Linked DNA regions of Mus musculus: all the other regions are linked to region 2. Evidence: chromatin loops called from intact Hi-C (ENCODE). Cell type or tissue: left cerebral cortex. All regions are shown on one strand.

Region 1 (8,000 bases), 65 kb after region 2:
GAGCAAGTATCACAAACTGTCCCAAGTTGAAGACACCTCCAGTGGTGAGTCTCTTTTTCCTAGACTTCCTTTATAAAGCGGAACTACTCACACAGAGGTCTGTCATTGCAGCAACCCTGAAACAGTCTCATCCATCTTCCTCAGCAGCCACCCACCCCTTCCTTCTCATGGCTCTGCATTGAGTTGACTTCTGAATGCCTATGATGGGGATGGGGCTCTCAAGGAGCACCTCACATATGTGGCATAGTAACCTCTGAGTTGTACAGTACACACCTCACAGATCTGTGCATGGTGAGTCTATAATACTCCCATTGTGTATCTGCAGAGGCTAGTGTCTGCAATATTATTTTGCCAGGTGATAAGATATCTTAACTTCTCTCATGTGTAAGAAAAAGATAGCATTAGAAGCATCCAAAAGAGGAACATAAACATAGGAGCTTCAATGCCATTATTAATAAGTAAAATAAATTGCTATACAGGGCGGGTAATGATGACAGGGTTTTAGACACCAGATTGTAACTATGTACAGTCACTGGGATCAGATGAGGAATTGCAGCCCAGCTGGCTCATTGTACCAGGAACTCCCACAGCCAGCGGAGTAATTATAGACACTAGATCTGCTGGGTGATTACCATGCAGTCGTGGAGTCCAAAGCAATAATAGCATGGTTCCAAACCCAGGCAGTAGGCAATAACTAGAGACATGATCACAACTCAGAGGCAGAGGGATGTTCCTGAAACATCAAGCCTCAAGAGGCCGAGGAGAGCTCCGCCACCCTCAGAAGTCCCCAAAAGTTGAATGACTCCCCCCGCCCTTTTTATTTGGTTCTTAGAATTAAACCTAGCTCTTTACATATGATATCAAGGACTCTACCACTGAGCCATGCCCCTATATTCTCACTGATGGATTCTAGGCAGGGGCTCTACCACTGAGCCACACCTTTTATTTCCCTTCCCCATTCAGCACAAGTCTTTTCCTCATATTCATGTTCTTTTGCTTTGTTTTGTGGCCCACTAAGTTTAATTAGGGCCATCTGTGGGACCATGAGTTTAAAACTATTCATTGGAGCCTGACAGACTCACCAGTGGGTGCAAAACTAAAGGCAATGATACACCTAACCCGCCAATCTGTCAGTATCCAGTAGTTCAGCACAGAAAGGTGGAACATCACAAGCAACTGCTCTATCCATAACTGACTGATAACTGGCCCAATCTTGTGCAAGGCCCAGTGCAGGTGACCACAACTGTTGGGAGATCATGATTACAACGGCTGGGTCCTGCTAGGGAGAAAGCATTTCACAGCTATCTTCTCCCTATCTTCTAGCTCTTACATTCTTCCTACCCCCTTTTCTTCAATGTTCCCCAGGCTACAAGGGGAACAATGTGAATATCCTATTTTAGGGCTGCACACTCAACAGTCACGTCGAACAGCCATGAGTCTCTGCATTCACTGCCATTCACTGCAAAGAAAAGCTTCTCTGACTCAGGCTTAGAGCAGGAGTTTTGGTGCTAGGAGATAGCTTGGTGCCATGACAATTTAGCTTTAAAAAAAAATGGAGCTCTTTCATTTTTATTGCCAGATAGTATTCTATTATGTGCCACAGTTTAGCCATTTGCCCACTGAAAAACAGCATGGCTGTTTCAAAAAACTCTCATCAAGAACCTATAATTAGAAAGGTCATAGGCCATAGTGGAGAACCTACTACTATTAGTCTGCTAAATGGATATAGTATTAAACAGATATATTATATTATATTATATTATATTATATTATATTATATTATGACTTATCATTATATCCATAGATTAGTGCATCTCTCAACCCTCAGAGAAGCTTCTTTCTCTAGAAGATGGGGTCATGGAGACCCACAACTTGTCAAAGTTCAGAGAAGAAGAGACTATGGCGTGCTCAGCCCTAAGATGGGGCAGAAAGATTTTAAGAGCCAGATGAGGTGGATGACCACAAGGAAACAGTGTTTTCCAAATCAACAGGACAGATGCACGTATGAACTCAGTGCTTGTTACAGCATGCACAAGACCGGTACAAACTCAAGTCGGATAAGATCCCAGCATGGGGCAGGAAGGTGAGCACAAAAATCCCAGCCCCAGCCAAGGATCTATTGACAATTGATAGCTGCTGAGAGAAGGAGAGTCAATGTTCTTCAAGGGTGTGGTCCCCTGTAGGCTGACTTCACATCAGTAGATAGCCACATAGCCAAGAGTATAGGGATGGCACCAATGGGACTCAGTGGGTTTTTAAAACAGAAATGAGGACACCAAGATGGGTGACAGTAGAGGAGGGTGCATCTGGCCTTCCCAGTGAACTCTCATTATTTCACTTGGCTAAGGGTCATTTTGTTCAACTGAGATGGAAGTCATGAAGCAGCTCTTTTAGCATCGGGTCCCTCTGATGTCCTTAATCAGGACACCTCTCAGCAGCACTCGGCGGCTGGAGAAAGGAACTCTCTGAGGCTCTCTGAATGCTCAGTAGTAGGGGCTTATAGCTATGCCTTCTCTGACTTCTGCAAGCCTGCTGAGTGCTTCTCTGACTTCTGCAAGCCTGCTGAGTGTGCCAGGGTCTGGCATCCATAGATGTCTTGTGCTCTTTGTGTTACTAACCCAACTCACTTTACGAACTATAGAGACAATAACTAAGCAATGCAATCATTAACAGGTTTTACTGTGGCCCACACTATATGAACATGAATGACGGAATGCAGAAAAGGGGTGTGCTAGTTAGTTAGTTGTTGTTATAAAATGCCCTGACAAAAGCAAATTAAGGAAGAAAGGGGTTTATTTTGACTTAGGATTCCTGAGGAATCAAGTCCCTCATATCAGGAAAACAATGGAAACATGTAAGGCTAGATAGGGTAGCAAGAGTAGAAAGTGAGCTAGTCACATTTTCATCTGCACACAGGAGGCAGACAGACATACAGACTGAGACAGAAACAGGCAGTCACTGAGAGAGAGGAAGAGACAGAGACAGAGAGAAAGTGAGAGAGTGACAGAGGGAGACAGACAGAGAAACAGAGACAGACAGAGACAGAGAGCTAGAGAGACAGAGACAGAGAGAGATCAGGAAGTGGGATGAGGCTATAAACCCTCAAAGCCCATCCATGGTGATATACTTCCTCCAGCAATGTTCTACTTCCTGAAGGTTCCATAACCTTTTCAAAGAGTACCACCAATTGGGGGTAAATGTTCAAATGTTCAACTACATGAGGCTATGTGGCAGGGAGCGTTTGTTTTTGTTTTGTTTTGTTTTTTTCATTCAAACCACAGCCAGGGAAGTCTCCCAGCCTTCTCTGTGAATAGTGAGAGAAACCCTGCTTATAGCCAGTCGAGACTACACACTAGCTGTCACCGGTTGGTACTGTTCCTTCCCAACCAGAGTAACACAGCTGTGAAGGGACGGACAGGAGTGGTCACTGATAAAGTTATCTGGAGCAGTTACTGGCAAGATCATCTAAGGGCTCTCTAAAGCTGTCAAGGCTTAAGGAAAGTTACTCAAATCAGAGATGCTGTTGGCATGGCAGTCACAATGATAATTGTGGTCCCAACAGTAGAAACAAAGTACCTTGGGGAGCCTGTCAGATTTGACGTCTGTCCCAGGTGTCAGTGGCTCGATCGATCCCTGGCTCTCTTAGCAGCCGCAGGGTATTTAAAGCACTCACCACAGTTAGAATAATGGCTGAGGAAGCAGATGCTTGATTAGCAGCTCACATGATGCCCCCAGGGAGTGGCTATCTACTCCAGTGAGCCTTCAGACACAGCAGCGGTGTCACCCACAGACCTGCTAGATGCTTAACTTGGTAACTAAGCTCATGATTCGGATCCAGATTTGTCACTGTCCTCCCTGGGGTAGTCGCCCGTTCTGCTCCCAGGAACCTCCTGATAGAATTTAGGCAAAGGGGAAACGTCTAGACAGCTTTCAGTCAAGCAACTAAATTGCTGGTACCTGGGGGGAAACATTGTGGTAGGCCGGCTGAAAGATCTGATATGGAAGTAATTAGTCATCTTCAGTGAACTTTATCTAAGAACATTTAACCCCCATCCAGTATCCTAGGGAGGGCTAAATTCTTCATATCCGGCTTAATTCCTGACATTTCTTTTTTCCCTTGCTCCTCAATCAGCTGTGCCCTGTGCTCAGAAATGATGGATGCAAAAATAAAGCTTCCTAATTCAGCTCCTGGTGCAAAGAAAAAGCATTTTTCTTTCTTTCTTTCTTTTTTCATTTTAATATTTTTATGTAAGGTCTCATTATATAGCTCTGATGGTCTAAAAATTCACTATGTAGAACAGACTGTCCTCATACACAGAGATCTTCCAGCCTCTGTCCAGCCACTATTTTACCTGGCTCTATTTTTTAAGATTTAGGTGTATTTAGTTTGTGTGTTTGTGTGTGTGTGTGTGTGTGTGTGTGTGTGTATGCCACACTTGTGGAGGTAAAAATACAACTGGTGAGAGTTCTCTACTAGCCATGTGGATCTAAATGCCAAACATACTTTCCCACTGTGGTAATTCTAGTGAGAAGTGAGAATAGCCCCCACAGGCTTATAGGTTTGACTGCTTGGTGCCCAGTTAGAACTGTTTGGAAAGGACTAGGATGTGTTGTCTTGTTACTGAGGTGTGATGTGGGAGGGGCTTTGGAGCTTCAAAGGCCCACACCTGCCCAGCGATTCTCTCTTTGTCTGCTGCCCATGGATCAGGATGTTCTCAGCTACGTTTCCAGAGTAGGTCTGTGTGGTGGTTGGAATAGGTATGGCCCCCTTAAGCTCACGTGTTTGAATTCTTGGCCAAGCTTAGAGAGAGGCACTATTAGGAGTTGTGGCTTTGTTGGAGTAGGCATGATCTGGTTGGAGGAAGAGTGTCCCTGTGGGGGTGGCCTTTTATATCTTGTGCCCAGTGTGGCACACAATCTCTTCTTCTGTCTTCAGCTCAAGAGGTACTCTTGAGAGTACCTCTCAGCTCTTTCTCCAGCACTATGCCTGCCTGCACTCTGCCATGTTTCCCACCATGAAGATAATGGACTAATCCTCTGAACCTGTAAGCCAGCCCCAATTAAATGTTTTCCTTTATAAGAGTTGCCATGGGCCAGGATGGGTGAAGAAGGTTAAGGGAAGAGAGAAATAAGAAATTAGTGCTAACAGTTTTAAGTTTTCCTTCTTGGATGATTAAAATATCCAGATGTTGATTGTGGCAAAAGCTGCCCAATTCTGTGAACGTAGTAAGAGCAGTTGGCTTGTGTTCTTTAAATTAGATAACTGGGAGCCAGAAAGATGGCTCAGCAGTCAAGAGCACTTACTACTCTTGAAGAGGACCCAGAGTGTGTACTCATTATACACAACATCTGTAACTCCAGTTCCAGGAGATCTAACACCCTTTTTCTGGTCTCTACAGACTCCTGCACACACATGGTACACATATATATATATTCAGATACACATATACACATAGTAATTGCAAATAAGTTAGGCAGTATAGCAAGGCCAGTTTCAGGTTGGCAAGATGGCTCATTGAGTATGATGCTTGCCTCCAAGCCTGACAACCTGAGTTCATTCCCTGGGACCTATATGGTAGAAGTAGAGAATTTGACCTTTGACCTTTACATTTATGCTCTGAGACATGTATGCCTTCTCCTCTTGCACACACACACACACAAAATAAATGTAATTAAATTATCTGAAGAAACAAGAATTTTCTAAAGGCTGATGTGGTAGTCCATTTTTTTTTATGGAATCTTAGCATTTGGTAGGTCGATGCAGAAGAACTCAGACTTCAAAGACATTTTAATTAGTTTGAAGCCAGCCTGAGCTACATGAGACCCTGTCTGGATGGGAATAAAACATGATTGCAAAGATGTTAGGCAGTTCATGAAATCTAAGTAAAGGGTAGAGAATCAAGCTCTGAGGCCAGGCTTGGCAGTTTATGCCTGTAGATAATTCCAACACTCAGGAGGGTTGGTAGATGAATTGCCAGAATTTCAGAGACAGCCTGTGCTACAGAATGAGACCTGCTACCATATCCCATCCCTTATCATCCCTCCTCAAAATGACTCAGAGGAAGCAAGGTAGAGACAGACTATTGCTCCAAATTTGGACCAGTGTGAAAGATGCTCCTGTTTAGGACTGGAGGTATAACTCAAATGTTAAAGTCTTTGCCAAATATGCACAAAACACTGGTTTTCATCCCCAGTGTCAGGTAAACCAGATGTAGTGCAGGCAATCCCAGCAGATGTAGTGCAGGCAATCCCAGCACTACAGAGGTGAAAGTAGGAGGTCAGAGTTCAAGGTCAGCCTAAACTCCATGAGATCAAGAGACTCTGCCTCAAGGACAAGGGAATGAAAAAATTGAAGAAGAGAGGAGAGGAGAAAGGAAGAAAGGAAAAGGGGAGAGGGAGGGAAGAGAAAGGGAGGGAAGGAAAGAAAGGAGAATGGGCAACTAGGTACACCATCATTCTTTGTATCTCTGTCTTACCTTTCCCCAGAGAAGCCGCACATAGAACCGTGAGATAGGTGGAGTACGGAACTGACTCAATAGGGTAACACTGGGCAAGCAAGTACTTTGGCTTCCATAAAAGAAGGTAAAGCAAGAGTCCCCAACAAGCCCCAGATGGATGGAAACTTTTTCCAAAAAAAGAAAAGGAAAAGAACTTCCATGCTCAGAGCCAAAGATGGCAACCATGATCTGTCCCTGTGCATACCATCCAAGGTGATGCCTTAAATAAACCCTCCTGTACCTCCTGCCTTCCCACACACTTGCTGCCAGGTGCCCAAGGAGGATTTCTTTTCTGTAAATAAGTGACTGACAGTCCTGTGGGTGAGAAGGTTGAGCTCTTCAACAATTCAATATGCAAATTTTTCAAACATAATGGTTAAAAGAATTTGACAATGACTATCTACTCATATCCTGCTTGAGCTCTTCCAATAGCAGCTTACCCCGAATGGTTTTATAATATAGCATTTTTATTAATTATTTGAGAATCTCATCCTTTCATGCAATGTTCTTTGATCATACCCACCTCCCCTAACTCCTCTCAGATCCATCCTTCACCCTTTCTTACTTTGAGTCCTCTTGGGTTTTTTGTTTGTTTTTTTTATTTTAATAATCCTCAAAGCACAATTTCTGCTACTCATACACTCATCTGTATAGGGTCATACACTGGAGCTTAGTGGACTTACTAGGGGCCATGCCTCTAAAGAAAACTGACTCTCCTTCTCCCAGAAGCCATCAGTAACATCAGTAACAGAAGCAACAGTTCCTCAGCTAATTAGGGGGACTAGTGAGTCCTTCCCACCACCATGCTGGATTGTCAAATGCATGATTTTGTACAGGCATCAACAGCTCCTGTTTAGTTCATAAAATACTGCAGTTCTATATTTTATGCCCTCCTTGAAGCTCTCAGAGTCTGAACCACCAACCAAAGAACATACATGGGCTGGACCTAGGCCTCCTGCACATATGTAGCAGATGTGTGGTTTGGTCTACATGTAGGTCCCAAACAACTAGAACTGGGGCTATCCCAAAAGCTGTTGTCTGCATGTGGAATATGTTCTTCTAGCTGGGCTGACTTGTCTGGCCTCAGTAAGAGAGGAAGCACCTAGCCTCAGAGTGACTTGAAGTGCCCCACCCACTCAGAAGAGAAAGGGAAAGGGGATGGGGAAGAATTGTGGGAGGGAGGACTGGGAGGGAGTAGTGATCGAGATGTAAAGAGAATAAGCAAAAAGTTAAATTTAAAAAATACATCAGTCCTGTTGTATCCAGAAGACACTGTTTAGCTTGCATCCTACCTGGCCTCTGGCTCTCAGAATCAGCCTCTCTCCTTCTGCATGATGATGATCCCTTTGGCCTTGGAGAATGAGTGTGATAGAGATGTCCTGTTTATGGCTGACCAAGCCCATTCAGCCAGTCAACAGGTTCTCCAGTGCAGGAGTGAGGATTAAAAAGAAAATAACAGACAATTAGACAACATTGTAGAATTACCATAGTCAGTTCTGAGAC
Region 2 (8,000 bases):
GGTACTGGTATAGAGACAGACAAGTAGACCAATGGAATAGAATTGAAGATCCAGAAATGAACCCACACACCTATGGTCACTTGATCTTCGACAAGGGAGCTAAAACCATCCAGTGGAAGAAAGACAGCATTTTCAACAATTGGTGCTGGCACAACTGGTTGTTATCGTGTAGAAGAATGCGAATCGATCCATACTTATCTCCTTGTACTAAGGTCAAATCTAAGTGGATCAAGGAACTTCACATAAAACCAGAGACACTGAAACTTATAGAGGAGAAAGTGGGGAAAAGCCTTGAAGATATGGGCACAGGGGAAAAATTCCTGAACAGAACAGCAATGGCTTGTGCTGTAAGATCGAGAATCGACAAATGGGACCTAATGAAACTCCAAAGTTTCTGCAAGGCAAAAGACACTGTCAATAAGACAAAAAGACCACCAACAGATTGGGAAAGGATCTTTACCTATCCTAAATCAGATAGGGGACTAATATCCAACATATATAAAGAACTCAAGAAGGTGGACTTCAGAAAATCAAATAACCCCATTAAAAAATGGGGCTCAGAACTGAACAAAGAATTCTCACCTGAGGAATACCGAATGGCAGAGAAGCACTTGAAAAAATGTTCAACATCCTTAATCATCAGGGAAATGCAAATCAAAACAACCCTGAGATTCCACCTCACACCAGTCAGAATGGCTAAGATCAAAAATTCAGGTGACAGCAGATGCTGGCGAGGATGTGGAGAACGAGGAACACTCCTCCATTGTTGGTGGGAGTGCAGGCTTGTACAACCACTCTGGAAATCAGTCTGGCGGTTCCTCAGAAAACTGGACATAGTACTACCGGAGGATCCAGCAATACCTCTCCTGGGCATATATCCAGAAGATGCCCCAACAGGTAAGAAGGACACATGCTCCACTATGTTCATAGCAGCCTTATTTATAATAGCCAGAAGCTGGAAAGAACCTAGATGCCCCTCAACAGAGGAATGGATACAGAAAATGTGGTACATCTACACAATGGAGTACTACTCAGCTATTAAAAAGAATGAATTTATGAAATTCCTAGCCAAATGGATGGACCTGGAGGGCATCATCCTGAGTGAGGTAACACATTCACAAAGAAACTCACACAATATGTATTCACTGATAAGTGGATATTAGCCCCAAACCTAGGATACCCAAGATATAAGATATAATTTGCTAAACACATGAAACTCAAGGAGAATGAAGACTGAAGTGTGGACACTATGCCCCTCCTTAGATTTGGGAACAAAACACCCATGGAAGGAGTTACAGAGACGGAGTTTGGAGCTGAGATGAAAGGATGGACCATGTAGAGACTGCCATAGCCAGGGATCCACCCCATAATCAGCATCCAAACGCTGACACCATTGCATACACTAGCAAGATTTTATTGAAAGGACGCAGATGTAGCTGTCTCTTGTGAGACTATGCCGGGGCCCAGCAAACACAGAAGTGGATGCTCACAGTCAGCTAATGGATGGATCATAGGGCTCCCAATGGAGGAGCTAGAGAAAGTAGCCAAGGAGCTAAAGGGATCTGCAACCCTATAGGTGGAACAACATTATGAGCTAACCAGTACCCCGGAGCTCTTGACTCTAGCTGCATATGTATCAAAAGATGGCCTAGTCGGCCATCACTGGAAAGAGAGGCCCATTGGACTTGCAAACTTTATATGCCCCAGTACAGGGGAATACCAGGGCCAAAAAGGGGGAGTGGGTGGGCAGGGGAGTGGGGGTGGGTGGATATGGGGGACTTTTGGTATAGCATTGGAAATGTAAATGAGTTAAATACCTAATAAAAAATGGAAAAAAAAAAACCTAGAGAATATGAAAAAAAAAAAAAAAGAAGGATAAAAAAAAAACAAAACTGGGGAACAGAGCTAATCAGAGAATTCTCAATTGAGAAAACTTGAATGGCTGAGAAGCACATAAAGAAATGTTCAACATCCTTAGTCATCAGGGAAATGCAAATCAAAAAGACTCTGAGATTCTGCCTCACATCAGTCAGAATGGCTAAGATCAAAAATTCAGGTGACAGCAGATACTGGCGAGGATGTGGAGAAAGAGGAACACTAATCCGTTGCTGGTGAGATTGCAAACTTGTACAAGCACTTTGGAAATCAATCTGGCAGTTCCTCAGAAAATTGGAAATAATTTGATCTGAAGACCCAGGTATACTACTACTGGGCATATACCCAAAAGATGCTCCAACATATAACAAGGACACATGCTCCATTATGTTCATAGCAACCTTTTTTATACTAGTCAGAAGCTGGAAACAACTCAGATGTCCCTCAACAGAAGAATGGATACAGAGAATGCAGTATGTTTATACAATGGTGTACTACACAGCTATTAAAAAATGATGACTTCATGAATTTTGCAGGAAAATGGATAGAAGTAGAAGATATCATCTTGAGTGAACTAACCCAGACTCAAAAGGACACACATGGACACTCACTGATAAGTGGATATTAGCCCAAAATGTCAGAATACTCACAATACAACTCACAAATCATATCAAGTTTTACAAGAATAAAGACCAAAGTGTGTATGCTTCAATCCTACTTAGAAGGGGGAACAAATAACCACAGGAAGAAGAAGAAGGAAGAGACCTGAGAGGGAGAGAAGATGGGAAGGGAAAAGGGGGCAGGATCAGGTATAGGAAGAGACAAGAGAGAAGTCCAGAGGCTCAAGTGAATGAATAGAAATACATTGCAGTGCAGGGTAGGGAAGAAGGAGGGGGGACCACTAAAAAATCCCAGATGCCAGGAAAGTGAAAGGTTCCCAGGACCCAACAGGAATGGCATTAGCTGAAATACCCAACAAGGAGGAAATAGAATCTGAAGAAACTAACTCCAGTAGATAGGCATGGCCCCCAGTTGAGGAATAGGACCATGTACTCATTTCAAAATTTTTAACCCAGAATTGTTTTGGGTAAAGGAAATGCAGGGACAAAATATGAAGGAAAGTCCATCCAGTGACTGCTCCACCTTTGAGTCCATCCCACCTGCAGACACCAAGCCCAGACACTATTGCTGATGCCAAGAAGTGCTCCCAGACAAGACCCTAGGATGACTCAGAGTTTTTGCCAGCATCTGACTAAGACACATGCAGATACTCACAGCCAATCATCAGACAGAGCCTGGAGACCCCAAGGGAAGAGTGAGGAGAAGGACTAAAGGAGCTGAAGGGGATTACAACCCCATAGGAAGAACAATATCAGCTAACCAGACCCCCAAGAGTATCCAGGGATTAAACTACCAACCAAAGAGTATACATGGACGGGTTCATGACTCCAGCTACATATGTAGCAGAGTATTGCCTTATCTGCCTCCGTGGGAGGTAGGCCCTTGGTCCTGTGGAGGCTTGTTGCCATAATGTAAGGGGATTATAGAGGGGTGAGGCAAGAGTGGGTGGGTGGGTGGGTGAGCACTCTCTTAGAGTCAAAGGGGAGGGAGAATGGGATGGGGGATTTGCGGAGGGGGAACTGGGAAAGGGGACAACATTTGAAATATAAATAAATAAAATAACCAATTAAAAAATAAATTATAACATGTAATTTAAAAAGATACATTATACTGTTACACCAATAATATTGCTTATGTGTTTATATAAGTCATATAAATTTATATAATTTAATATAAATTTAGTTTTAGATCTGAAATTTTAATGTGTTTCTTTGGTTTGCCCCATCTCTCCATTAATGCTCAGAAGGGCGGGAGCATTTCTCTTCCCTCTCCAAAAGTGTCTGCTTCAACTCACTTTCAGACTAATGCATTTCAAATGAGAGGATATTTATTAATAAATTCAAAGATAGGATGGTGACCCAGATCTGTTCAGCTGGGAAACACATCATGGCATGTCCCACCAAAATGGCACACAATAGGCTCTGAACGAAACAGCATTCATTATCTTGGTCCCCTCTACTTTCCCCACACCGTGTGTTTCTGACCACCATCAACCTGCCTGAGCTAGGATCTTAGCTTTACACTATCATGGCCTAGATCAGAATGAGCATAGAAGACTCAGGACTACATCTCCTCCTGAGAGAGTTGTGGCCAAAGTGCAGCAACACCTAGGGAGTAATACAGCCCAACAGCCTGGGACAGGAGGAGTGAGAAAAGCTTATTCACATCACACAGCACCGCAGATTGACTGTTCACAGGCCACACCCTTCTCATGCCCCTTTCATCTCAGGGATTCTTCCCATTGTGTCTGCACAGACACTGAGAAAGTTCTCTTCTTTGTCACAGAGACGAAACTGGCTCAGGTTGAGCCCTAATGATCTTGCTCACACAATGTGTACAATGAGACACATACCACAAGGGGGTAGCATACAGCTGTGCAGTGGTCTGGCTGTCGCTGTGAAGACTGCTTCTGCTTCTTCCCAGAGTCTTCAGAACTTGGTGTCTTTGACCAAAAGTTAATTTTCTTCATATTTAATATAGAAGGAGGCTGGAGAGATGTCTCAGAGGTTGAGAGCACTGACTACTTTTCCAGAAGCCCAGCAACCACATGGAGGCTCACAACCATATATAATTAGATCTGGTGCCCTCTTCTGGCATGCACACAGACAGTGTAAACAGAATAAATCTTTTTTTTAATTAGATATTTTCTTTATTTACATTTCAAATGTTATCCCCTTTCCTAGTTTCCCCTCTGAAAATTCCCTATCCCCTCTCCCCTCCCCCTGCTCCCCAACATACCCATTCCCATTCCTGGCATTCCCCTATACTGGAGCATACAGATTTCACAGAACCAAGGGCCTCTCCTCTCATTGATAACCAAATAGGCCATCCTCTGCTACATATATAGCTAGAGCCACAAGTTTCACCATGTGTTTTCTTTGATTGATGTTACAGTTCCAAGGAGTTCTAGGGGTACTGGTTAGTTCATATTGATGTTCCTCCTTAAAAAAAAAAAAAAAGTAGGATCTCTGGGCATGGGCATGCTGGCATACTCCTTTAATCCCAGAACTCAGAAGGCATGAGCAGGAGGATCTCTGTAAGTTCAAGGTTAGCCTGGTCTATGTGGCAAGTTAAGGTCAGCCAGCATTACATAGAGAAACCCGGTCTTAAAAACAAAATAATGAAACAAAATAACAACAAAAAATAGTATTAATGACATCCTGATGCCTCGTTCCAAAGTTAAGCAAAAGGCTGGTTGTGACATCAACCCAGCATATAAGCTCTAACAAACTACTACACCATCAAAGAGGCAGGGTGAAGGATTGAGAGCTTATGAGAGCAGCTATGTAGACCTCTTCTCCATCCTAAGTATTCATCCAAAATGAGTGAACTGCCAATCACTCAGTCACAAATTATGAGAAACACCTGAAAGGGCAGGGCATGGAAAACAAGAAACCCGACAGAGTCCCTCCTCAATACCTCCTGCTGGGGGGGGGGGGGAGTGGGGGTGAGGTGACCCTTCCTCTGTTCTTTCCTCATTTGCTCTGCATGGCCTCACAGAATCAGTACTAAGCAACTCCTGGGAAGACCTGGAAGACAATGGGAAGTAGACTAAAGCTTCTCCCTGGACCTGACTCCGGGACATTCTGGAGCCTGACCATTTCGTACCAAAGCACCCCCAGAACAACGACCCAGGCCTGCCCACAAGCCATCCTTGAACCACATTACCTGTCTAGTGAGATGACACCTCCCTACAGGAGATTATTTCCTGCAGCCACGACGGGCTCTGACTTGGTAGAAGGACAGGAGAGTTTACTGTAACCAGTAAAAAGACGTAAATCACCTTGAGAGCAGACTGCCCCTACCACTGCTGAGGCTCAGTTGCTACCCAGTAAGAAGCGACAGCTCTGTACTCTACCCCTCAGACTGTAGCTGTATCCAAGCCATTCATGGTGTCTAGTAAGAGTAAAGTTCCAGAGAATCTGAAGTGTTAGATTAAGGGGGACATGTGATGAGTGGGGTTGGGGAAAGGAACCTTGGGGTTAAGAAATAACAAAGGCGATGGAGGCAAGGAATCACAACTATGGGTAGAATCCAGGGTTGTAAGAACAAACCTGAGGTTGGACCTGGGGCAGGAGTCTGGATGACATTTTCTTTGATCACCTTTAGCTCCAGCGTCTTACTACGTTCGGACCAGGTAATCCCCTTCGAATAGATACAGCTATAATGTCCAGTAATGGTTTCATTCACTGGCCCAATCTCAAATTCATCCTCTGTTTTATAAGGCTCAGTGCTCTTTTCCATAAAGGTGCTGCCGTCCTTCTCCAGGCGGACCATGTTATACAAGTCGTGTTTATCAGAGTATGAGCACACAACAGTTACAAAAGTCCCTTGGGAGATCATAAGACTTGAATTAGGGAAGATGGTAATATCAGGCAGAGAACCTAGAAGAGAGGAGAGCAGGAATCTTAATATACACAGTGAGGACAGTGCCATAACAGAAAACCAATTTAGGTGCACCAATCCATTTTCTTACCAAATTTAGAGTTCTCTAGACACGATCAAACTCCAGCATTATAATATCTCCACTTTCTGTGCACATTAATACCCATCATATGGCAATAAGGACCTTATTGACCACATGTTGAGTCTGGTAAAGATTGATCCAAGGCAATCTCAGAACAACAGTCTTGACATGTCTGCTGCAGAGCCCACTGCTCCCCCCCCCCCCCCCCGCTTACTTCAGGGACCTCTGTGTTCTCTACCTTTATCTCCACCTTCTTTCCATTCTGTTATTGGAGCTAAAAATCCTACCTGCTTCAAACTACCTAGATGTAGGAGCACCCCCATAAAATCATATATGTATATACACATATATACATATACATACATATATCAAGAGACAAATTTAAAGCATGTGAATTTACCTTTTTGTGAATATTTACCGCCCCTGCCCTTATCAGTTTCCAAGCTTACAAATGTATAGTTGCTACTGCACAATATGCCTCCTGTCATTATTTATGAGCAAATGATATTATGTGCCTTTAGACCAACATTCTCTAGTCTGCTCTCCTCCCTTGACTCATTCTTTTACCATGTTTAATATCTTCTAGAGATGCTTTCTATGATTCCGTGGTTTGACTTATATAAGAACACAATTTCTTCCATTTGAAGGGAAAGTATGGGAGGGAAAATTGATGTTGAGAAAAGAATTGTCCAATATAATGGCAGCAAGGCTGCAACTAATGTAAGGAGATGAGCATATAACTCTCAAGAGACAGGTGAGATCAGAGATGCACTCCCTTGGATGACAAAGAAGGAATACTTCCACTGAGATCCAAGAGACAAGAGTAAATTCCTTGCACATAGCAAACAGGGACAAGGAGAAGCAAACATTGATATAACATGGAAACTACACACATGATACATCAAAAGTATGGCTACTTAAACATGCCCTGAACAAAAACATCAGTTGATATCTGAGCTTAGCTGAAGGATCTTACAGGGTGCCAATTCTAGATAAAGAGTATTTAATGTATTTAATGACTGCTAAGAGAGTAAAATTAGTTTTCCCCCAGAGATGAGCCCTTAATTGGCTATCCAATATGATTTAGTAATCTCTAAAAGCACATACAAATAAACTACACTAAGCATTAAACAGCACGTTGTGTGAGTGTGTGTGTGTGTGAATAATAAAGAAGGCGGCCATGGATTTGAGAGGGATAATAAAAAGGAGGAATATAAAAGGGGTTAAGGTTATAGAGATGGGGAATATTATGCAATTATATTTTAATTAAAAATAATTTTGAAAAATTAAGGTGCATGATGCCTAGTTCACAGGTCCAGAAAAGACTCTGGGATAAACAAGTGAAGCCTCTGGGATAAAACATAAATAAAGGCTTCTGGATAAAATAATAATAATCAAAAAACTAAACACAGAACAAAGAATAATATTAAAAGCTGCACAGGAAAAGGCCAAGTAACACATGAAGGCAGGCCTATTGGAATTCCACAAGACTTCTCAACAAAGACTCTTAAAGGAAGGGCCTTGACAGTCTCTCAGA
Region 3 (8,000 bases), 92 kb after region 2:
AACTTTTTATTTAAGTTTAGGATTCTAAAGGGAGAAGCTGTAATGTTTGGGGTGGGGGCAGGGTCATGATAGCAGAAGACTGGAGCTGAAAGCTGAGAGATTACATTTCAACTGCAAGCATGAAACAGAGGAAACAACCTGAAAGTGTCATGAGGCTAAAACTCTCAAAGCCCATCCCTAGTGATGTACTTCCTCAAGCAAGGTACCTCCTCCTATAGGTTCCATACAGCTCTTACTAACTGGGGACCAAGTGTTTAAGTCCCTGAGTCTGGTGGGGAGGGAGCAGGCATTTCCTATTCAATGCACCACAGACAGACAGACAGACAGATAGATATATACATGCATACATGCATACATACATATATACATGCACATGGACAGACACACAGATACAAATATAGATTGAATTAAATTTATGATGAGAATTGGTGTAAACAACCATGAAAGCTAAAAAGACCCAGAGAAGGAAGAAGTTGACTTCCCTTTGAGTCTGAAGGCTAGAGAATCGGGTGTTCAAGTGTCCTGCACCAGAAGAAGAGGATGTTACAGGTATAGAATAGAGTGTGAACCTTTTCTAACCCTCAATAGATGGGGGAGAGGCAAAAATCTTGCATCTGGCCAGGCGTGGTGACGCATGCCTTTAATCCCAGCACTCGGGAGGCAGAGGCGGGCAGATTAGATTTCTGAGTTCAAGGCCACCCTGGTCTACAGAGTGAGTTCCAGGACAGCCAGGGCTACACAGAGAAACCTTGTCTTGAAAAACCAAAAAAAAAAAAAAAAAAAAAAAGAATCTTGCATCTGAGTGATGAATTGAAATCTAATCTCTAACAACTGCCCTCAGACACACCCAATGTGAATAAAGAAATATTGGCTACTGTACCAATAATCCATGTATCCCCCAACCCAGTCATCTTAGCACATAAAATTAGCAACTCTACCATCTGGACTCACTTTAGGTAGTTCAGCTGTGAGGTGCAAGCTGTCAGTTATTTGAGTATATGCTTGAATGTAACCCTCACACATGAAGAGAGCCATATCTTACGTGTCTTCTGTATCCAGAAGCAATCATTTCTTCCCATTACGTATTCAAATAGAATATTTACTTATTTTAATTGTTATTAGTATTTATTTATTGTACATTGCAATTTGTTTCATAATATTCTCTCTCTCTCTATATATGTATATAGAGAGTAGATCTCTCTATATATAGAAAGATCATATATAGATCATATTCATATATACATGTATGAATATGATCTAGTTCTACATATGACAGAAAACATGCAATATTTGCCCTTATAAATCTGGCTTATGTCACTTAACACGAGGATCTCCAGTTCCATCTAATTTCTTGCAAATAATGATTCATTCTTTACTGCTGCACAAAATTCTGTTGTGTGTATACATAACACTTATTTTTAATCCATTCATCTGTTGATGGATACCCTGTCTGATTCTGTAACTTGACAATTGTTCATAGTGCTGCAGTAAATACAGATGTGTGGGCATCTCAGGGGTACCTTCACTTAAATATTTCCTTTTTCCAAAAGTCATACACTATATTTCTTCTTTGCCTTACTTACTATATAAACATGGGGAGCTATTATCCATAGGAGGCTGTGTTGCTTGCTTTTAGGACACAAAGCAGTGCCTGGAACAGAGCAGAGACCTGCATTGTGTATGAGGCATGTAGGACAATGAATCATAGCTGATTCCATTTAGTGAGGACCTACTATGTGCTAGGAATAGGAAGCAAAATGCGGTAATATTTCCAGGAACCTCCACCTACCTGGCTAACCAGTAAGGCTCCTATAGTCTAAGTAGTCTCTCAGCTTCTGACCTGCTCTCACCTTCTGTCAGGAAGGGCTGCGAAAGAGGGTCCCCTAGAAAAGGGGCCCTCCAGAGCTTCTCTCACATTTCTCTGGCTCAGCATCACCATGTCCCGCCTCTTCCTCTGCTTGCCCCTTGCATGCCAGTGAGGCACAGTGTCTGGATAGACCAGAGCTTGCAGACCAGCCAGCTCCAACCCACGGACAGGTTTTATTTGGCCCACATAGTCATTTTTTTTATTTGAATTCATTTTAACATTTAAAAGCTGAGGGATTTTGCTTTAAAAATATTCAGATTTCAGTCTTCGTTTGGAAATTTGGAACATCTGGTAAGGCTGGGTTCCTCTTCCCATATGGCAACACTGGCTGAGACTAAATGGCATCAACCACGTGTCCAGAACCAGCTTCCCCACACGCAGCTTGGATTAATGCCCATGGGCCCTGAGGTTATTTGGGAATAAAGTCCCCAGCTGGGGACTCCAGAAACCAACAAGGACCATATCTCCATATCCAAAAGAAATAAATAGGGTATAATGTCTGATGCAGGTCAAACTAACAGACCTGTATCAGACATACCACACATCTCTAATGTAATGGGACAGGTGTCTTGAGTTGAATCAATGCAGACTGAAGCAATTCCCCAAGGGGGCTGCCTTCTGGAACCAAACCACACATTCAGGAGGCAGACGGAGACAAATGGAGTGGAGGGAAAGAGAGGCAATCAGTTCAAATTCTCCCCGCCCCCATCTCTCTCCCGCTCCCCCATCTGTGTGTGTGTGTGTGTGTCTGTGTGTCTGTGTGTCTGTGTCCCTATGTCCATGTGTCTGTGTCTGTCTGTGAATCTGTCCCAGATTACTATTTCTCATTAAAGCTTTTGATTCTGAGTTGGGATGCTACTGCTTACCTTCTCTGGCTCTCACTTGTCTTTTAAACTGACACATAAAATATTTATCCTCTCGGTTTTATAGATGGGGAAATAAAGACTTTAGATTCAGAACTCACTTAAAGTCAGTTAGAATGCCTCCTCCAGCTGCTCATCTCAGAGTCTTTGTCTTTTCCAAGCCCCATTCAGACCACTTGGTTGGGATGGTGGGGAACATGAGTCCATCCAACTTCTTACTTCTATTTGTTATTGTCATTACCATTGACATCATCATTGCCATTATCATGCCAGCATCATTACTGTCATCACCAATATTCTGGTCATGATCACCATCATCACCATCATCATCACAATGATCACTACCACTTTCATCATTATCACTACCATCATCATCTCCACCATCATCACATCACTATCCATCACTATCACCATCACTACCATCACTAGCATCACTATCATCACCACCATCTTCATCACCACTGTCTCTTCAGCTACCATCATCAACACCAAGAAAATCTTATCATCTGCATGCTCACCATCATCATTCTCACCACCACCATCATCATCAGGAACTGTATCACCATCACCACCACCATGACCATCACCATTATCACCACCACCATCACAACTCTGCCATCCCCATGACTACCATCGGTATCACCAGGACCATCAGTCATCACAAACACAATCATCATTACTTCTCTTGCTAGCCCTTTCTACCATTCTCAACTAAAATTCATGGATGGCATGGGGGGGTCAACTCTTACTCCTTCCCATCCAATACCCTCCCCTAGGCAGACAGAAACACTACTGGGCGTTCTAGGGGCAAAAATTAGGCCTCCTACACACCAAAAGGGACAGTTGAGCAGCACCCTGGGAATGTTAGGTCACACAGTAAAGGTCTGAGTGATGATTTCATGGTGGCCAGGGTCCCTCCAGGGATACCTGCCTCCCATCATCTATCTGTGTGACTTTAGCAGCTTCCCATGAGACCCAACACAAATATTTTGGCTAGAAGATCACTTGCAAACTTTACGTGAGTGGCAAGTAGTGGGGGTCATTCTAGAGAATGAAGCAGTTTGGAGAAGGTCTCAAACATGTGGGAAGCCACCATACACAAATGGGATGGGCCCCTATATAGATAGATAATTAGGATCCTATTCAAAGTTGGTGGAGTTCTTATACAAACAGTTCTCACGGCATGTGTAGGTCTTTCTGGAAGGGTCTGCTCACACAGGAAGATTTCTGTCTAGAAACTGTGTCCATATACAGGTAATGACAAAATGTGTCGTGGAGAAGGAGACTCTTACCTAAGCAGAAGCTGTCTTTACAAACGGAAAAGTGAGGGATTTTTTATTGGCGCGCCTGGCTAACTGCTGCTCAAATACTAATGACCTTTACACCAAGGTGAAGGTTTTACATAAGGATAAAGAGCTTGTGTGCTTGAAAGAGAAATCCCAGTATCCTGGCTCTTATACAGACAGGGACAAGGCGGGCGAATCCATTTTGTTCTCAGCAAGCACAGCCCCTGCATACCACTGACATGAGCAAAGACCCTTCACCTGCACAGGCAGCAGGTGGGAGCCCAGGAGAGGGCGGAGCAACGGGGACCACTGCTCACGCCGCATTGCCTCCGGTGACCGCCAGAGGCAGCACTGAGGCGCTGCCTCGCCTCCCCCCTCCCCAATCTCCACCCCCGGCCCTCCGGGCTCCTGCTCCCGGGAGCCCCGCAAACCCCGCTCCGCCCGCGCCCCGCACAGCACCGAGGCTCCCGGCCCGGTCCGCCCCGCTGCCCCTCCCCGGGGCCATGGGGGCACCCCCGGGCTACCGACCCTCTGCCTGGGTGCATCTCCTCCACCAGCTGCCCCGCGCCGACTTCCAGCTCCGCCCGGTGCCCAGCGGCTTTGCTCCCCGCGACCAAGAGTACCAGCAGGTGGGATGGCAAACCTGGGCCAGGTCCCCTGGGAACAGGAGGCTGGGTCAGAGTTCCGGCGTCTTAGGGGCTGGGGACCCGGCCTGCATTTGTGAGTACAAGTCCAAGATCAGAGGTATAGCGCTCATACCTTGAGGTTCCCCTAGGACGTGCGCTGGGGGTGCAGACCCCTCTCTTCCCAGATAAGGAGAGCTGGGATCCTAGACTTCCAAGAATCCTGAATGGGAGGAGATGGGGGCCCAGCATTTGGGTTTCTGAGACCTGCCTGGAAAGCCAGTCTTTAGGGTCATCTAAGGAAAGGTCCGCTCTTGAGGTCCCAGGCGAGAAGGACCCCGCCCCCACAGAATCCCGACTAGTAAATATGTCCCAGATTAAATTAAAAAAAAATTTTTTTTTGGCGGGGGGGTGGGGGTAGAGAAAGGACTGAGAGAGGGAAGGCAGGGGAGGCAGCCGAGGTCTGGGAAGGATTGATATCCTCAAATAGGGAACAGAGATCAGGACTGGGGAAACCAGCTGAGGTAAGATGAGGATTCAAGGTGCCTTCAGCCTGTCCCAGGAGGGAAGGGGTTGTTAGGGTGCCAGAGAGGGTTGGGATAGAAATGTGGTTAGGTTCCAGGCTAAGGAAGACAACAGGCCTGGGTCCCAGGAGGGTGAGGCTGGTGGTGGACCCTCACAGACTCTGGGGTCCCTAGGGAAAGAGGCCCAGCTGCGGTTCGTGGGGGGGGGGGGGCGGAGGTGCTGTCCCCTGACCCAGTTTAATTCAAGTCCTTGACTTTGAGATTAATGAGGAGAAAAGCTTGGCTGAGCTGGGGGCCTGGTGGGGGGCTGGGAGTTGGCCTTGCCCTCCCCTCAAGTCTGAACCTCTGTGGCAGCCCTCTGGGAAAGGGGCACAGGGTTGGGAGAGCTTCGAGGGAGGGGGATGTTCCCAGAAAAGCAGCGAGGGGGATCGTGTGCTGGTGTGCTTGCTATTTGGGTCATGGCTGGCACAGCCTGAGCGGCTCCTCCCTGCCTACTCCACCCGCCCCCTCTCCCCTCCAAATGAGCACCGCCATCCCCTCGCCCACAGCCACTTACACAATCGCAGCCTCCAGCCGGTCGGCCCACCCACTCCCAGCCCAACTCTTGGGGCTTATGGCTCTGGAGAGTCCCTCAGCCACGAGGAATCCCCTCCTGGGGTCCCCAGTACCACCACAGCCGCTCAGAGCAGTTCACTCAACCCTCAACCCGATACTCATCAGTCAGTCACAGCTGAGGCACACACAGTTGCATTCCTGGGACATTATTCTTCATAGAAATGGCCATTGTGAGCACAGAAAGACCAACTAAGAGAGCCTCTGAGATAGGACCTGAACAACCATATGACCAGTCACATATACACAACACACTCGTGTGTGCACCATCACACACGGGCACACTCATACATTATGCACAGCTACCCTATCTCACATGAGCATAAGCTCACACACACACACACTCACTCAGTCTACTTAACACAACTCACTGACTGAAGCAGCTGTGTTCAGAAAACATTAATGCCCGCAAGTATTCTGCTGCATACAGACACGCAGCATGGTCTACACAAATACCTCATCCTCTCTCCATATGCCCTCATCTGATGGAAGGCAAACTCACGGCCACATCAACGTTGCACTGCACACACTTGTCGGGCACACAGATGATGTGGAGGGCAGGCAGCTGTGCCACCGTTTAAGGACAGTGGCCCCTGGGACTGCAGGGTTGTGATTCTAGATCTCACACTTCCATTACTCTGCTGTGTAACTCTAGGACAACTGTGTCCAGCCCTGGGCCTATGAGAAGACATGAGACACAGGTCTTCTGAAAGACCCTACCATATGCAGAGTCCACTATAGTATAGTTTATCTGAAGCATGGCCTCACTCTCTAGTCGGGGCTGGCTGGAGTTTGTGTATTGATTGGTCTAGCCTGAAAGTGTGGCCGTTTTCTCACCTCAGCTGCCAGAATGCTGGGGTTACAGGCATGCACTATCACACCTAGATCAGAGCCGCCCTGTTCCACAAGGTGTTTCGAGCTGTAAACATCCCTTCTGCCTACCTTTCCTTTCCTCTACCCTGTGGGTCTCGCTACACATTCCGCCCTGTCTGCTTTTTCTATAGTTCTGTATATGCCCCTCTTTGTCTCTTCATCTCTGTCTGTCTCTCTCCTCGATCTCTGATTTAATCCTTCTGATGTTTTGTGTGTCTTATCTCCATATCTCTCTCTTGTTTCCTTGGCTGCCTCTTTCTGTCTGCATCGTCATCTCTTTTGCTCATCAGTCTCCCTTCCCTATCTCCATCCCTGGGCCTTGACTCTCTCTCTCTCTCTCTCTCTCTCTCTCTCTCTCTCACACACACACACACACACACACACACACACACACACACACACACACGCTGTCACAGCATCCCTGTTTCCATCCCCAGCCCTGGGGTGACAAACTCAGTTGCAGTGGGTGTGTGAGCTCAGTAGCAGGAGGGAGAGAGGGGTAAAGGAGGCTGCCTCTCCTGTTCTCCCGAAATACAGACACGGGGGCCTTCCTGCCCCTTATTCCCATACAGTTCAGAGAGCAGCAGCAAGTCCTTGGGGCATGTTTCATTTCAATTGCCATGCAGCTGAGAAGGAACTTCTTGTCTGGGACATGGAAGTGCCCTCTGAGGCTTCTCAACACCTCTTCCTCAGGCCCTGCTGCTGGTGGCAGCCTTGGCTGGGCTTGGTTTAGGCCTGAGCCTCATCTTCATCGCTGTCTACCTCATCCGCTTCTGCTGCTGCAGGCCTCCAGAACCCCATGGGGCCAAGAGTCCCCCACCCGGAGGAGGTTGCGTCACCTGGAGCTGCATTGCTGCCCTTCTCGTGGGCTGGTAATGGGGCCCCAGGGTGGGTGGGGGCGGGGACAGAGATTCCTATACTCGCTGTCTTTTTCTAGAGACCTTGGGGGTATGAGCCCAGAGTTAGGAGGGAGAACCGCTAGGCACTAAGAGTGCCTGCCTGCCCTGTGAGTGGGGGATAGAGAGGTTTGAGGGGTGTGAAGCAGCCTGCCTGGGAGGAGAAAAGAAAGCCTACTAGGCTTGGAGATCTCAGTGGTTCTCTCATTGGCCCGCGGTTCTATCTAGAGGCGTGAGATACTCTCTAGACTTCAGTTTCTCCATCTATAGCGCGTGGTTTGCGGCACTACGCATACCCTAGTTACAGTGAGAATAGACTAGAGAGTGCACAGTGCCTGGATGTCCCCTATGAGTGTTAACACTGATCAAACTCATTCATTCGCTCACTCATCAACTCATCAGTTCAACAACTGAACATAACTACTCTGTGCCAGGCACTGAACACGCCACAGAAAG

Evidence for each region. Peaks named below come from ENCODE experiments on the same cell type or tissue, not always from the same donor. Only the 100,000 strongest peaks of a DNase experiment are listed, where the experiment ranks them.
Region 1: it touches region 2 in a loop (2.7-fold over the local background); 7 of 42 quality-filtered maps call a loop at or near these places.
Region 3: it touches region 2 in a loop (2.2-fold over the local background); 7 of 42 quality-filtered maps call a loop at or near these places.

The regions. Positions count from the first base shown.
Region 1 is chr7:4,087,669-4,095,668 of GRCm38, forward strand. It overlaps 9430041J12Rik (RIKEN cDNA 9430041J12 gene), which reads right to left. Exons shown (of 9, transcript NR_033568.1): 6 at 7,790-7,918. Among named protein-coding and RNA genes, the nearest start is that of Gm23741, 10 kb to the right of the region's middle. In left cerebral cortex, no CTCF peak of the experiment used is centred here; DNase peaks (open chromatin) are centred at 127, 599 and 4,553; H3K27ac peaks cover 1,504 bases.
Region 2 is chr7:4,022,657-4,030,656 of GRCm38, forward strand. Lair1 (leukocyte-associated Ig-like receptor 1) reads right to left here. Exons shown (of 8, transcript NM_001113474.1): 3 at 6,051-6,380. Among named protein-coding and RNA genes, the nearest start is that of Lair1, 37 kb to the right of the region's middle. In left cerebral cortex, CTCF peaks have their summits at 4,353 (motif pointing right) and 4,553 (motif pointing left); a DNase peak (open chromatin) is centred at 4,363.
Region 3 is chr7:4,115,136-4,123,135 of GRCm38, forward strand. It overlaps Ttyh1 (tweety family member 1), which reads left to right and starts at 4,395. Exons shown (of 14, transcript NM_021324.6): 1 at 4,395-4,645; 2 at 7,342-7,520. The coding sequence starts at 4,520. It overlaps 9430041J12Rik (RIKEN cDNA 9430041J12 gene), which reads right to left and starts at 5,593. Exons shown (of 9, transcript NR_033568.1): 1 at 4,776-5,593; 2 at 4,545-4,673. In left cerebral cortex, a CTCF peak has its summit at 4,342 (motif pointing right); DNase peaks (open chromatin) are centred at 2,092, 4,427, 4,932, 5,635 and 2 more places; H3K4me3 peaks cover 3,993 bases; H3K27ac peaks cover 5,649 bases.